2 separate regions of the Homo sapiens genome follow, and region 2 is linked to region 1. A link is an interaction called in ENCODE POLR2A ChIA-PET data of the cell type or tissue named here. Cell type or tissue: IMR-90. All regions are shown on one strand.

Region 1 (8,000 bases):
TATGACAGAATACCATAGACTGAGGTGCTCAAACAACAAACATGTATCTCTCATCATTCTGGAGGCTAGAAGGTCAGGGTGCTAGCATGGTTGAGTTCTTGGTGGAGGCCATTCTTCTGGTTCACAGATGGCCGCTTCCTGCTGGATCCTTACTTTTGACAGAGAGAGAAAGCTCTGGTTTTTCCATCTCTTTCTTCACCAATCCCATCATGGAGGCTCCACCCTCATGATCTCATCTAAACCTAACTACCTCCCAAAGGTCACACCTCCAAATACCATCACACTGGGGATTAGGGCTTCAACATAGGATTTTTTGGGTTCACACATACAGCTCATAGCAGTCCCTTTTTGATGGATAGTTGGGTTGTTTCCAGTCTTTTTCTATTACAATGAATGTGCCAGTAAAGAGCTTCATGTATGTATCTTTTCACATTTTGGCCATTATATCGTTGGGATAGATTACTGTAAGTGGTATTGCTAGACCAAAGAAAAATATATAATTTTTCTAGGTATTGCCAAATATCCATTTATAGATATTGTGCTGTTCTGTAATACCACTAGCCATGCATGAGATTGCCTGTTTCCTCACAGCTTTACCAACAGAGTCTATTCTCAAAGTTGATTTTTTTTTTTTTTTTTTTTTTTTTGAGACAGAGTCTCGCTCTTGTCTCCCAGGCTGGAGTGCAGTGGCACGATCTCGGCTGACTGCAACTTCCGCCTCCCGGGTTCAAGCGATTCTCCTGCCTCAGCCTCCCAAGTAGCTGGGATTACAGGCACCTGCCACCACACCTGGCTAACTTTTGTATTTTTAGTAGAGACAGGGTTTCACCATGTTGGCCAGGCTGGTCTTGAACTCCTGACCTCAAGTGATCCACCTGCCTTGGCCTCCCAAAGTGCTGGGATTACATGTGTGAGCTACTGTGCCTGGCCTCAAACTTGATTTTTGCAATGTGATAGGTGAGAAATGGGTATTTTTCAATTTACGTTTCTCTCTTTTTTTTTTTTTTCTTTTTTTGAGGCGGAGTCTTGCTCTGTCACCCAGGCTGGAGTGCAATGGTGTGATCTCAGCTCACTGCAACCTCCACCTCCCAGGTTCAATTGATTCTCCTGCCTCAGCCTCCTGAGTAGCTGGGATTACAGGTGCGTGCCACCATGCCTGGCTAATTTTTGTATTTTTAGTAGAAGTGGGGTTTCACAATGTTGGCCAGGCTGGTCTTGAACTCCTGACCTCGTGATCCACCCGCCTCAGCCTCCCAAAGTGCTGGGATTACAGGTGTGAGCCACCACGTCTGGCCCAATTTACATTTCTCTTATTAGGAGCTAGATTGGACTTTTTTTTCACATTTGAAGGCCATTTGCATTTCTTTTAGTACCTTTTGTTCATTTGTTGTTATTGGCCTTTCCTTCTTCCCCCCTTCCTTTTCTCTGTCCTCTTGCTTTCACTTCCCTCTCCTCCTCCTCTTTCTCCTTCTCTTCCTCTCAGTCTTTTATGTCTCCTTCCCTTTTTCTCCCTCCTCTTCCTTCCTCATCCTCCTTCTTTCTCCTACCTTCCTCTTTATTAGGGATATTTACCACACTCCCTTTGACTCCTAGCCAATTAATTTTAACTAGTTTCGGGTATTAGGGTTATGTCAGAGATAAAAGGTGTGTTAGGTCTTCTCATATCCCTTTTTAGTAAACATCTGCATTTTTTCCTTTCTATATAGAAACTTTTCCAAAATTTTTTTCTTATTCAATGCAGATGGTATCTTTTTACAGAAATGAAAACTTTATGCAAAAATAAAAGGGGGACCGGGCGCGGTGGCTCATGCCTGTAATCCCAGTACTTTGGGAGGCCAAAGCGGGTGGATCACCTGAGGTCAGGAGTTCAAGACCAGCCTGGCCAACATCGTGAAACCCCATCTCTACTAAAAAATACAAAAATTAGCTGGGCGTGGTGGCAGGCATCTGTAATCCCAGCTACGCGGGAGGCTGAGGCAGGGAGAATTGCTTGAACCTGGGAGGCAGAGGTTGCAGTGAGCTGAGATCACGCCACTACACTCCAGCCTGAGCAACAGAGTGAGACTCCATCTCAAAAAAATAATAATAATAAAATAAAGGCCAGGTGCGGTGGCTTATGCCTGTAATCCCAGCACTTTGGGAGGCCGAGGTGAGTGGATCACGAGGTCAGGAGATCGAGACCATCCTGGCTAACATGGTGAAACACCGTCTCTACTAAAAATATAAAAAAATCAGCCAGGCATGGTGGCGGGCACCTGTAGTCCCAGGCTGAGGCAAGAGAATGGCGTGAACCCGGGAGGTGGAGCTTGCCGTGAGCCAAGATCGCGCCATCGCACTCCAGCCTGGGCGACAGAGCAAGACTCCATCTCAAAATAAATAAATAAAATAAATAAATAAATAAATAAAAATAGAAAAAAGGGGGGATATTTCTTCAAAGAAGATATGCAAATGGCGTAAGGCTTCAAATGAAACATGACTTTGTGGGACTTCTGTTCTTTTTCCTAACTCGTTTACCTCTTTTTTGAATACAGGAACAAAAGTATACCAGGCAAATTAATGAACTAGAGGGACAGTTCCATCAAAAAGCCAAAGAAATTGGCATGATTCACACAGAGCTGAAAGCAGTAAGACAATTCCAGAAGAGAAAAATCCAAGTGGAGAGAGAGTTAGATGATGTAAGTTTCATTCCTTTTTTACAAAAAGGAAATTAGAATTAACTATTTAATGCCTACAGAAGCCTTCACAAACATTTACTCCTGTGAGACGGCAAAGAACTCTCTTTGACATTTTAGAAATTATTTGAGAGAAAAAGGAGAAGACAGACTGGATGCCAAAGGTCTTGACTTTAGACTTCTCTTTTTCTAAGCATTGATTTCCTTGGGAACTCACCAAATCTCAGACAACACATCCTCCTATGTTTATCAGCAGGTAACCCTTTGGATTGACTTCAGTAAGAAACAAACTACAAGTTCTTAGAAAACCTCAGGGAAAAAGTAGCAGACTTCTAAAGAAAAATGTTTAGGCTGATGAATGATAGTTTTAGAGAAATTTAGAAGGCTCTATGGTAGGGGTCAGTAGGGTGAGAAACACTGAGTACTTTCAGAAAATTTATGTTACCTTTCTGTGCTCTTTCTCTTACTTTCCTCGGCTTAGAATATAGTTTTATTACATTACTGATAATTCAATAAGTGGCACAGGGGAGTGCCAGGAACAAGTAGCTGAAATCAGCTTTGTGACTATAGGCAAGTTACTTAACTCTTCCATACCTTGGTTTCCTTATCTGTAAAATGGGATAGTAAGAGTTAGTATCTCAGCCAGGCATGGTGGCTTATGCCTGTAATCCCAGCATTTTGGAGGCCAAGGCAGGATAATCTCTTGAGGCCAGGAGTTCAAGACTAGCCTAGGCAACATAGTGAAATCCCAACTCTACAAAAAAATGTTTTAAATTAGCCAGGCACAGTGGCTCGTGCGTATAGTCCCAGCAACTTGGGAGGCTGAGGTGGGAGGATCACTTGAGCCCAAGAGATTGAGGCTGCAGTATGCTGTGATTGCACGACTGCACTCCAGCCTGGGTGACAGTAAGACCATGTCTCAAAAAAAAAGTAAAATAAAATAAGAGTTACTATTTCATAGAATTGTTATAGGATTAAATGAGTTAATATTTGTAAAGTGCATAAAATAGCACGTCACATGGTAAAAATTATATAAACAGTGGTGTGCAGCTCTCTGTAAAAAAAAAATGGTCCTTATTTGTAGCATTTGCTGATTCTGGGGGAAATACTTTAGTATAGCAAAGGCTTCAGTCATCTATCTTAAGGCTTGATTGGAGCTTGAGGATCTGTTTCCAAGGAGGCACATTCAAGTGGCTGTTAAGTTGGTGCTGGTGATTAGTGGGAGACCTCTCCTCATATGGGCCCTTTTTTTTTTTTTTTTTTTTTGAGACAGAGTCTTACTCCATCACCCAGGCTGGAGTGCAGTGGCACGATCTCAGCTCACTGCAACCTCTGCCTCCTGGGTTCAAGCGATTCTCGCTGCCTCAGCCTCCCGAGTAGCTGGGATTACAGGCGTGCACCACCACCCCCAGCTAATTTTTTTTTTTTTTTTTTTTTTTTTTTTAGTAGAGTCAGGGTTTTACCATGCTGGTCAGGCTGGTCTGGAACTCCTGACCTCAAGTGATCTGGCCACCTCGGCCTCCCAAAGTGCTTGGATTATAGGCGTGAGCCACCATGCTCAGCCCATATGGGCCCTTTTATAAGCTGCTTGAGTGTTCTTATAACTTGGTGGATGACTTCACCCAGAGTGAGTAATCTGAGCGGGATGTAGACAGAAGCTATCTTTTTCATGACCTAGCCTTCAAAGTCACATAGCATTACTTCCACCATATTTTATTATTAATAGTTAAAAGTGAATCCTTAAGTCTGGCCCACATTCCTAGCAGTGGGGAATTAGATACCATCATTTGAAGAGAAGAGTGTCAAAGAACTTATAGACACATTTTAAAACTACCATACCACTGCAGTCCAGTGTATACACAGCTACAGGAATACTTTTAAAATATCACAGTTCTTTTTTTTTTTGAGATGGAGTGTTGCTCTATTGCCCACGCTAGAGTGCAGTGGCGCGATCTCTGCTCACTGCAACCTCCACCTCCTGGGTTCAAGCGATTTTGGTGCCTCAGCCTCCCAAGTAGCAGGGACTATAGGCGCACGCCACCGTGCTAGGCTAATTTTTTGTATTTTTAGTAGAGACAAAGTTTTGCCACATTAGCCAGGCTGGTCAAGAACTCCTGGCCTCAGGTGCTCTGCCCACCTCGGCCTCCCAAAGTGCTGGGATTGTGGGCATGAGCCACTGCACCTGGCCTAAAATATCACAGTTCTGATCACGTCCTTCAAGAGTTGTCTTTCGGTGAGGCACAGTGGCTCACACCTGTAATCCTAGCACTTTGGGAGTCCAAGGCAGGTGGATCACCTGAGGTCAGGAGTTTGAGACCATCCTGTCCAACATGGCAAAACCCTGTCTCTACTAAAAAATCCAAAAATTAGTCGGGCATGGTGGCATGTGCCTGTAGTCCCAGCTACTCCAGAGGCTGAGGCAGGAGGATCTCTTGAACCTGGGAGGCGGAGGTAACAGTGAACCAAGATCATGCCACTGTACTCCAGCCTGGGTGACAGAGCGAGACTCTGTCTCAAAAAAAAAAAAAAAAAAGCTGTCTTTAGTGTTCCTCCACTGTAAACAGAATATTGTCCACACACCTTAATGTGAAAGTCAAGACCCTGTACCTATCTGGGAACATTATTATCTCCTTTTACTACATCACCCATCCACCTCCATACTTCCTTTAATTCACCCAAAATGAGTATTCATTAATCCCTGAAATCTTGTCTCTTTGTTTCATTGTTCACACTGTCTTTTATCTAAAATATATTCCTGGTAGATCTTGGCCCATTAAAATATTATCTTTTTTTTTTTCTTTTTTCTTTTTTTTTTTTTTTTTGAGACAGAGTTTTGCTCTGTTGCCCAGGCTGGAGTGCAGTGGTATGATCTTGGCTCACTGCAACCTCTGCCTCCCAGGTTCAAGCGATTCTCCTGCTTCAGCCTCCTGAGTAGCTGGGACTATAGGCACGTGCCACCATGCCCGGCTAATTTTTTGTATTTTTTAGTAGAGACAGGGTTTCACCATGCTGGCCAGGATAGTCTCAATCTCCTGACGTCATGATCTGCCCACCTCGGCCTCCCAAAGTGCTGGGATTACAGGTGTGAACCACCACGCCTGGCCTCTTTTTTTTTTTTTTTTTTTTTTTTTTTCTTTTCTTGAGACAGAGTCTCGCTCTTTTACCCAGGCTGGAGTGCAGTGGTGTAGTCATGGCTCACTGCAGCCTCTACTTCCCTGGGCTCAAGTGATCCTCTTATTTCAGGCTCCTGAGTAGCTAGGACTACAGGCACGCACCATCACACCTGGCTAATTTTTTTTTTTTTTTTGAGATGGGGTTTCACTGTTGCCCAGGCTGGTCTCGAACTCCTGGGCTCAAGCAGTCTGCCTGCCTGGGCCTCACAAAGTGCTAGGCTTACAGGCATGAGCCACCATGCCCAGCCACCTGTCTTTCAAAGGCTCAGCTCAAATTCGTGTTCTCCATGAGGTCTTCTCCTGGAGTCCTGTTTAAAAGTAATAATTTTCGGCCAGGCATGGTGGCTCACGCCTGTAATACCAGCACTTTGGGAGGCCGAGGCAGGCGGATGACCTGAGGTCGGGAGTTCAAGACCAGCCTGACCAACATGGAGAAGCCCTGTCTCTACTAAAAATACAAAATTACCTGGGCCTGGTGTGGCACATGCCTGTAATCCCAGCTACTCGGGAGGCTGAGGCAGGAGAATCGCTTGAACCTGGGAGGCGGAGGTTGCAGTGAGCTGAGATCGTGCCATTGCACTCTGGCCTGGGCAACAAGAGCGAAACTCTGTTTCAAAAAAAAAAAAAAGGAATAATTTTCTTTTCTGTATGTTCCCATAGCATTTTCTATCTTTTTTATACCCCATTCTGTCTTTTTTATCTTGTCTTTTTATATACCTAAAGATATTGTCTTGATATTATATTTATTTATCATTTATCTTATCTCCCCTAATAGATTGCACTCACTTGAGGTGTGAACAGTGTTGTCCTTTGTATTCATTGAAATACAAGATACATAGTAATGTTGAATTAATCTTTGCTAAATGCTGAGCGGGTCTTTTGTTAAAAACATAAGGAATGTCAACTTTTCTGGAAGGAATACAAGTTATGTTTTATATGAAAATGCTGTAGATTGAATCAACATAATTAACTTTTCATGAACTCTTAAAATAGCCTATGTACAGGTATACATTCTGAATTCAAATGAATTAAGAACTAGTGCATATTCAAGTAGCCCATGTTGTAATTTTTTTAAAGAACAGTGTTGCCACCTAGTGGAGAAATAGATTTCAGACCTTTCAAAGTGGGCCTTTGAGGAAGACTTAAAATTCAAAAGATATTGGCTTATGGGAACGAATAAGGTGGTTCTGTGGAATCCCAAATGTGGCAGAATTGTGGCAGGTGTGAGGGTCCATGAATTTTAAATTAGGAGGTATACATTAGGAAAGAAAATTAATTATACTGTGTATGTAGAATTCATTATACAAATTACAAAGAAAACTAAATTGAGATTCTCAAAAGGTATTCAAAGTGTATGTTTTAAAGAAAAAAATTATTTCTGGCTGGGCACAGTGGCTCATGCCTGTGATAACAGCACTTTGAGAGGCTAAGGTGGGTAGAATGCTTGAGCCCAGGAGTTCAAGACCAGCCTAGGCAACGTGGCAGAACACCATCTCTACAAAAAAATCACTTCACTCCAGCCTGGGAAACAGAGCCAGATCCTGTCTCCAAAAAAAGAAAAAAAGAAGAAAGAAATGAAAAAGAAAAAAATGTTTTCCATATACCCGATTAACCAAAGAAGCATATATTGCATATATTGTTAGATTGCAGTTATTATTTTTTAAATAGTTTTAGTCTTCTTTTGACAAAATGATAATACTCATCACAGCAAATTTAGCTTGGCTGATAAAATTAGAAAATAAAAATGATCCATCCCTTACAATTACACTATGTAACGATTGTATAGTTTCTTTTTTCCTTTGCTGTAGAAACTTCTAAAAATAGCTATATGTTATTTTTACAAAAGTGAAGTCATGATATAAATTGTTAACCTGATTTTTCACTTTATATATTGTGAACATTTTTCAATGCCATTAAATATTTTCTATAACATTTTTTCAATAGATGCACGGAATTCCATTGGGTAGATATATCTTAATTTATTAATTGGTTGCTTGCTGTTGGACATTTGGACTTTTTCCTAATTTTTCACTATTATAAACTGTGGGGATCATCTAAGGAATGAAATCTTTTTCTATATCTTTAGTTTTGTTTTTGTTTTTTTGAGACGGAGTTTCACTTTTGTTGCCCAGGTTGGAGTGCAATGATGCAATCT
Region 2 (8,000 bases), 530 kb after region 1:
CCATCTCTACTAAAAATACAAAAATTAGCTGGGTGTGGTGGTGCATGCCTGTGGTCCCAGGTACTTGAGAGGCTGAGGCTGAGAATCACTTGAACCTAGGAAGTGGAGGATGCAGTGAGCTGAGATCATGCCACTGCACTCCAGCCTGGGCAACAGAGGGAGACTCCATCTCAAAAAAGCAAAACAAAACAAAAACTTTAGGATGAATTCCTGGGGCTAGAATGACTGTATCAAAGGTTACAAACATTTATGTCTGGAGGCACACACTGGTGTATTGCTTTCTGAAAGGGTTGCATCCAAATATATAAATGAACCACTTAGAGCACAATCTTGCCAGCACAGCATATTATTAATTTTTAATACTTTGCTAGCTTTGAATAAGCACAAAGTGGTACTTCAATGTTCTTTTCACCTCCCTTCTCTCCTTTAAAAAATTATTTTTGAGGTTAAAATATTTCAGGTATTTATTTACCACTTGTGAAAATCCTCCGCTCATGTCCTTTGACATCTTAACTGCTTGAATTGTCTCATACATTTGGACACATTCTCTTGATGTTTATTATTGGGCAGGCTGTTCTAAAAGGCAGCCTCTGTTGTAAATACTCTGTCATTGTCACAATGTCTATGAACCACTGTGTATACGACAGTGTCTGGACTGTGGTGGGTGTAAGCGTATTGCAGACATCAAAGCTGAGAGAGGCTCAGTCCTTGCCCAAGGTTATACAAGAGCTAAATGGGGACACCAGGATGCCAACCCAGGGCCTGATCCACAACCTGTGTCCTGCGCCAGCCGACAACCAGCCCAGACCCCAGTGGGAGCTCAGCCTGGAAGCCTCTGCTCAGGCCTCGGGGGCATCCCTTCCCCCAGTAGGTCCCATGCCAACCCTCCCCACTGGTTTCCTTGCCCAAGTGGGATAAGGCCCTGGGATTCTCTCCCTCCCCAAATCTCCACCCCAGTTCTGTTAGCCCTTGGTGACCAGGCCATGAGCAAACTCCTTATGCTTTCCTGGCAGAAGGCAAACTAGGACTGGCCTGGCACAGTTGTTCATGCCTATAATCCCAGCACTTTGGGAGGCTGAGACAGGAGGATCACCTAAGGTCAGGAGTTCGAGACCAGCCTGACCAACAGAGAGACACCCCATCAAAAAACACAAAAATTAGCCGGGCTTGGTGGCACATGCCTGTAGTCCCAGCTACTGGGGAGGCTGAGGCACGAGAATCGCTTGAACCCAGGAGGTGGAGGTTGCAGTGAGCCAAGATCACCCCACTGCACTCCAGCCTGGGCAACAGAGTGAGACTCAATCTCAAAAAAACAAAACAAAAAAGAAAGCAAACTCCCTCCGAGGACTTCCAAGAAAGCGCCTGGGAGAGAGAGGTGGCTGAACTGCTGGCTCACTGGGAGCCTCGTCCTGGGTACCAGGCTGGTGCCATGCTCAGGTTAGTGGCAGCGCCACAGAGCATCCCAGAGAGGTGAAAAGAGTAGCTCATGTTCTGCCCAGACCACTGCCACTTTTCTGAACTTGACCCTGACAAAGAGCTCTCCAGTCTGGTCAGGATGGAAACTCAAAGTGTTCTTTCTTGGTGGTTTGTTGTCATTGTTATGTTATTGCTGCTGTCAGTTTTTTCTCTAATTGGTGCTCAGAGCTCATGGCACCAAGATCCCAGGGTTCAAATCCCTTAAGGGCCAGTTGGGTAGTTTTGCAGAGAGGAAAACCAAATAAACAAACCATGTATTCCCTAGTCATAGACAGGACCTGGCTGTACAGAGGGGAGGGGTTGGGACTGGGCCAGACAGATGTTGGTTCTGCCTCTTACTAGCAGCACAGCCTTGAGCAAGTCACTTAGCTCCCCTGAGCCTCAGAATCCTCATCACTGAAACAAGAATAGCAATGCCCACCTCATAGGGCTGGTGTGAGGATGACGAGAACAGTGAGACCATGCAATTATTTCACAAATACAAGTAAATGGTCAAAGTAGAAAAATACGCCAGAATTTTTAAATTGCAGAAACAAGGAGGAAAAAAGGAGTTAGCTACAGTTTGGACTAAATACATCTCCCCAAGCAAATAAGAAAACATGACTGGGCCACTTAAAGTTCTTCTTTAAGGGAAATAAAAAGACTCCAGAAAAAAGTGTTATTGCTGTCCAAGTGTCCTTATATATACACAGGGCCAAGTGTCTAATCTGGTGTCAACACATTTTTAACAACCGGAGTCCTCTGAGCCTAATTCATTGTCACCTACTACTCTAATGGGGATTTGGGGTTAAATGACAGAAATAAAAAAGCCCTGCATTCTGAGAGGCTCGTCGTGGAGTAAAGGAAGAAGCTCCCAGGTTTTTTTATAGGTCCTGCCTCTTATTCCTAAAGCATCCATATAAGGAGGTTGATAACTCCCTTTATAAGTCCCAGCCTAGGCCTCAGAGGTGAGCAGCGAGAGAGGCTCTCGCTGTGTGGAGGGCTGCAGGTTCTTGGCTCAACTCTGGATCCCTGGTGGTCTCCAATTGGTTACCACTGCCATCACCCCATAGAAGGGCACAGGCAGCTAGGATGGAGTGGAGACTGTGAGCTGTGGAGTTTGCAAACCCCACTGTCTAGCCTTGTGTTATCTTTGCACTCATTTCCTTTAAGCAAATCGCAAGCCTTTAGCCAAATCCTGTTTGCATGTTCTTTCCTAGTCTCAGGTTGTGGGACATCAAGAGAAGGGTCTGGTGCCATGTTTGCCCCAGGCTGGTCCAAAGAAGCAGTATCCCCCCGATTAAGGACAGTAGAGGTCTGGTAACAGAAGAAGGCAAGTCTCAATGAGAAGGTGACCACAGCCCCCAGGAGATGCTCCATCTACTATCAGCCTTGGAAGAACCGCTGCAATTTCATCAAAGGACAGAGGTTCCCAAACTCACCCAGCACAAGAATGGAACTTGCTATCTTTCTGGGACTGTTCCAGGGAAGTCCTGGCCAAGCCTCCACAATGGACCAAAAAGTCATCTCTAGACTTCAGGATTTCATGAATCCGTAAGATTTTGGAACAAAATTGGGGGAACAACATAAAGTCGCTTTTTATTTAGGTTGCTAAGACTTTAAGACAAACACACACAAAACTGCCAATCACTACCACCATAATTTCACGAAAGAAAAGACATTTCAGAGCCAAAAAAGAAACGTTTGAATAAGCCTAACTTCATGGAAATCTCACCAAATGACTTTATTTTCTTCATTTCTTTATGGATCATGAAATCCCCATCACAGGCCAGCACAGAGCCAAGAGACAGCCACCAGATCCACCACAGTCTGTTCTCAACTGTGGACTCTGGGCTTTTCAACCAAGATGAGGAAAAATTCTCATCCCAGTGGCCGGGGTCTTCAGGCCCACAAGAAAGCTGCCTGGGCAGTCTGTACCCATAATGATGCCACTTACTGAAATGTGCAAGGTGTGCCCACACCCTGCCCGACACACTAAGGTTTCCCAACAGCGATGGGAAGACAAGTGGGCGAGGAGCTCTGTGCCCTCTACCCCATTCACCCTCACCCTAGCCTGGCTGCTCTCCTCTATTTACTTCATAAATCGGGCTTCCAAAAACAGCTGGCCCATCATATCCATGGGTTCTGCCTCTGCAGATTCAACCAACTGTGAATGGAAAATATTTGGGGGGAAAACCCCCAAAAATAGCAATCAACAATGAAAAATAATACAAATAAAAATTATATAGTATGACAACTATTAGCATTTGCACTGTATTAGGTATTATAAGTAATCTAGAGAAGATTTAAAGTATATGGGAGCATGTGCGTAGCTTATATGCAAACATTATGTCATTTTATATCAGAGACTTGAACATCCATGAATTTTGGTATTCACAGGGGTCCTGGAACAAATTCCCTGTGGATATCGAGGGATGACTGTACTATTTTGTTTGGAAAGGCTCTTGCTGCTAAAAAAAATTTAAGAGTGTTACTAAAGATGCATAGAATATGCCTGTAATCCTAGCACTTTGGGAGGCTGAGGCAGGCAGATCACTTGAGGTCAGGAGTTCGAGACCAGCCTGGCCAACATGGTGAAACCTGTCTCTACTAAAAATACAAAAATTAGCCGGGCGTGGTGGTGGGCACCTGTAGTCTCAGCTACTCAGGAGGCTGAGGCAGGAGAATCACTTGAACCCGGGAGGCAGAGGTTGCAGTGAGCCGAGATCACGCCATTGCATTCCAGCCTGGGTGACAGAGCAAGTCTCCCTCTCAAAGAAAAAAAAAGATGCATAGAATAGTTGTAATTATCATTATGAACATGAAGCCAGATATTTTATATACATCATCTTATCTATGTTATTTTAGTGAATGAAAAAACTGAGTTGCAGAATATATGGATAGTATGCTTCTAGTTTTGTGTTTTAAGAAAAGCTTTTCTCTCTCTCTTCCCCTACAGATGTTTATATAAGCATAGGAAAAGGCCGGAAGATCTGTAAATAGTGGCCACTCTTTAAGAATGAGAGTGTCTGTGTGTGTGTACCTCCTATTTTAAACTTTATCATTTCAATATTTTTGAAATTTTTACAATAAATATGCATCACATGGAATAAACATGTATTTGTTTTGTAATCAAAATAAATCTCTATTCTTCCCAGCAACTCCATTTTATAGCTAAGGAAACTGAGGCTCAGAAAAAGCATGGTGAATGTGTACACATAACTAGGACCCACGATGGACTGTGTTGGAGAGCAGAGGTACAGGAGTTCAGATAGAATACAGACCATATCTAGGAGAAGGATCCAGGGAGCTTCAGGGATAGATAGGATTTTAACAGACCCAAAATGAGGAGGCAGACATTCCAGATTAGAAAAACAACATAAGGGCCAGGCACGGTGGCTCAAGCCTGTAATCTCAGCACTTTGGGAGGCCGAGGCGGATGGATCACCTGAGGTCAGGAGTTTGAGACCAGCCTGGCCAACATGCTGAAACGCTGTCTCTACTAAAAATACAAAAATTAGCTGGGCGTGTTGGTGGGCACCTGTAATCCCAGCTACTTTGGAGGCTGAGGCAGGAGAATTACTTGAACCTGGGAGGTGGAGGTTGCAGTGAACCGAGATTGCACCACTGCACTCCAGCCTGGGTGACAAGAGTGAGACTCCGTCTCAGAAAAAAAAAAAGAAAAGAAAAGAAAAGAAAAATAACATAAGAAGTGCATGGAGGTGGGAAGCACAGGCCATGTTTGAAGAAGAATAAGCACCATTTGGGTAAAGCACAGATTAGAGGGGAGAGGGGGGAAGGGAAATCATTCCAATTCAATGCCTATCAGGTGGCAGGTATCATGCTAAGTGTTTTAGCTAATATATCATTTACTTGTCCAAACAATTCTATGATCAAAAACCCCTGCTTGGCCAAACCCACCTTAAAGTAAAAAGACAAATGACATGGTGGGAAAAATATGTGCAACTCGTATCAGAGAGAAAAGATGAGTCTCCATAATATCAGAGTTCCTAGAAACAGAAATGTCAGAGACCAACAGCCTTAAAAGAAAAATCAGCAAGGAATATGAACAGGTCACAGAAAAAAAAATACAAATATTTCTTGAACCCAGAAAAATATGCTTAACCTTTCTCCTTGTAAGGGATGTGCAAATGAAAACTATGCTGAGGTAGCATTTTTTAATCCATCAGATTAGAAAAAAACCCAAAGGTTTAATAACATACTCATTTGTGAGACTATGCAGAAACAGACGCTCTCGGATGCTGCTGGCAGGAATGTAAATTGACATGACCCTTCTGGAAAGCAATTTGGCAACGTCTATCCACATCCCAATGCATCTGTGCTTTGACCCTGCTGCTCCACCTCCAAGACTATCCTGCAGATAAACCTTCTGTGGTAGGTGTTGCTGCCCTGCCCTGGTCCCCTTTCTGGCTTGTGTATCTGCAAGTGTAGCAGCTAAAGGCTTATACCTGTGATTTCTTCCAAGCCATGCTCTTGGCTGATGGGAACCACCTGAGAAGCTCCTCCCACCACCATGACCACACAGCCAATGACTGCCTGAAAGGGAAGTTCAAAAGCCTGGGCCCCCAGGCCTTAAGGAGAAACAACTTTGTAAGCTCTATCCTCAATCAGGTCAAAGCTTGATTTACCTGGGACCACATCTTTACTTGGCTCTCTCCCCTTTCCCACACTGCTTTCTTCTTTCCTTTCGCATTTCCCCCGCAAAATCACACACACTGGAATCCCACCTCTAGGGGACCCGACCTAAGACACTCGTAAATGTCCAAAATGATACATGAACAAGACTATTTACAGAAGCACTATTTTGTAATAGCAAAATAGTTTGTACAGAATGAAAACAACTTAAGTGTCCTTCAGTAGGGGATTGGTTAAACAAACAAGGATCTGCTGGCAGAATGGGGTAATAGGCCCTGGAAACACAGCGGCAGCTCCTTTACATCAATAAGTTAAGCTTTCCAAGATACACTGAAAAGTGAAAGCACAACAGCCCAATCCCACCACTGACTGTTTTTGTACAGACTATGACCTAACAATGGTTTTCACATGTTTAAATGGCGGAAAAGAAATCAAAAAAAGAATAATACCTCAAGACATGAGCAAATGATATGAAATTCAAATTTAAGCATCTATAAAGTTTAACTGGAACACAGCTGCCCTCCTCATCTGTGACTGGTTTTGCTCTCCAATGGCACCGCTGAGTAGTTGCAGAAACCATATGTCACAGAAAATCTAAAATATTTACTGTCTGGCCATTTATGGAAGTCTGCTGGCTCCTGGTGTAGGGCATGTGAACTCCTGTGTAACATACAGAAAATAAGGATATATGTTGCAGTTATTTGCATATTCATAAAGCAACCTTGGAAGGATACCCTGGAATATTAATAACAGTGGTTACCTACGTATGTGGCAGGGTGGAGAACAGGAAGTGGGAAGTGGGTGGGTAGGGAATAAACTGGTGCTATATATATATTTATATATATATATTTATATATATATTTATATATATATATTTATATATATATTTATATATATATTTATATATATATTTATATATATATATTTATATATATATTTATATATATATATTTATATATATATTTATATATATATTTATATATATATTTATATATATATTTATATATATTTATATATATATTTATATATATATTTATATATATTTATATATATTTATATATATTTATATATATTTATATATATATTTATATATATATTTATATATATTTATATATATATTTATATATATATTTATATATATATATTTATATATATTTATATATATATTTATATATATATATTTATATTTTATATATTTTTATATATATATTTTGAGACAGAGTCTCACTCTGTTGCCCAGGCTGAAGTGCAGTGACGCAGTCTCGGCTCACTGCAACCTCCGTCTCCCAGGTTCAAGCAATTCTTCTGCCTCAGCCTCCTGAGTAGCTGGGACTACAGGTGCTCGCCACCATGCCAGGCTAATTTTTTTTTGTTTTTGTTTCACCATATTGGCCAGGCTGGTCTTGAACTCTTGACCTGGTGATCCGCCCACCTCAGCCTCCCAAAGTGCTGGGATTACAGGTGTGAGCCACCAGGCCCAGCCAACTGGTGCTATAATTTAATGACACTTTCTTTGTGCCATGTTCTGTGCCAATAACGCCCATTACGTGCATCCTCTCACATAGAGCTCTCCATATCCTAAGACTTAGATACTCATTATCCCCATTTTATAGTCAAGAAAACAGAGGCTATGGGGGTTCTATGCCTTGCAGAAGGTGGCTGAACTCCTAAGTGCTGAGGCCAGGTTACCAAACCAGGTAACTTCATCCTAAATCTACCATTAATCGTTTCTTTATCGCCATTTTACAAATGAGGACATTGAGGCTTTGAGGGATTAAAGAATAGGTCTGTGCCCTTATGGTGAAGGTCTTGAAATATTCAGGGAGGTGTCTGGGCTGTACTGAGTGGGTGAAGGGGAGTGTCCTGAGATTTTGAAGCAGGAAATGACC

Evidence for each region. ChIA-PET counts read pairs that join two places held together with the same protein. Peaks named below come from ENCODE experiments on the same cell type or tissue, not always from the same donor. Only the 100,000 strongest peaks of a DNase experiment are listed, where the experiment ranks them.
Region 2: POLR2A ChIA-PET joins it to region 1 with 5 read pairs; 1 of 35 experiments calls an interaction of 5 or more read pairs at or near these places.

The regions. Positions count from the first base shown.
Region 1 is chr14:74,031,497-74,039,496 of GRCh38, forward strand. BBOF1 (basal body orientation factor 1) reads left to right here. Exons shown (of 12, transcript NM_025057.3): 4 at 2,532-2,675. Among named protein-coding and RNA genes, the nearest start is that of BBOF1, 16 kb to the left of the region's middle. In IMR-90, a CTCF peak has its summit at 6,941 (motif pointing left); DNase peaks (open chromatin) are centred at 4,305 and 6,935.
Region 2 is chr14:74,557,089-74,565,088 of GRCh38, forward strand. The region is part of intron 3 of LTBP2 (latent transforming growth factor beta binding protein 2); the gene reads right to left. LOC124903346 (a long non-coding RNA gene) reads left to right here. Exons shown (of 2, transcript XR_007064265.1): 2 at 2,676-4,565. Among named protein-coding and RNA genes, the nearest start is that of LTBP2, 51 kb to the right of the region's middle. In IMR-90, a CTCF peak has its summit at 5,703; DNase peaks (open chromatin) are centred at 1,773 and 6,393; H3K4me3 peaks cover 848 bases; H3K27ac peaks cover 909 bases.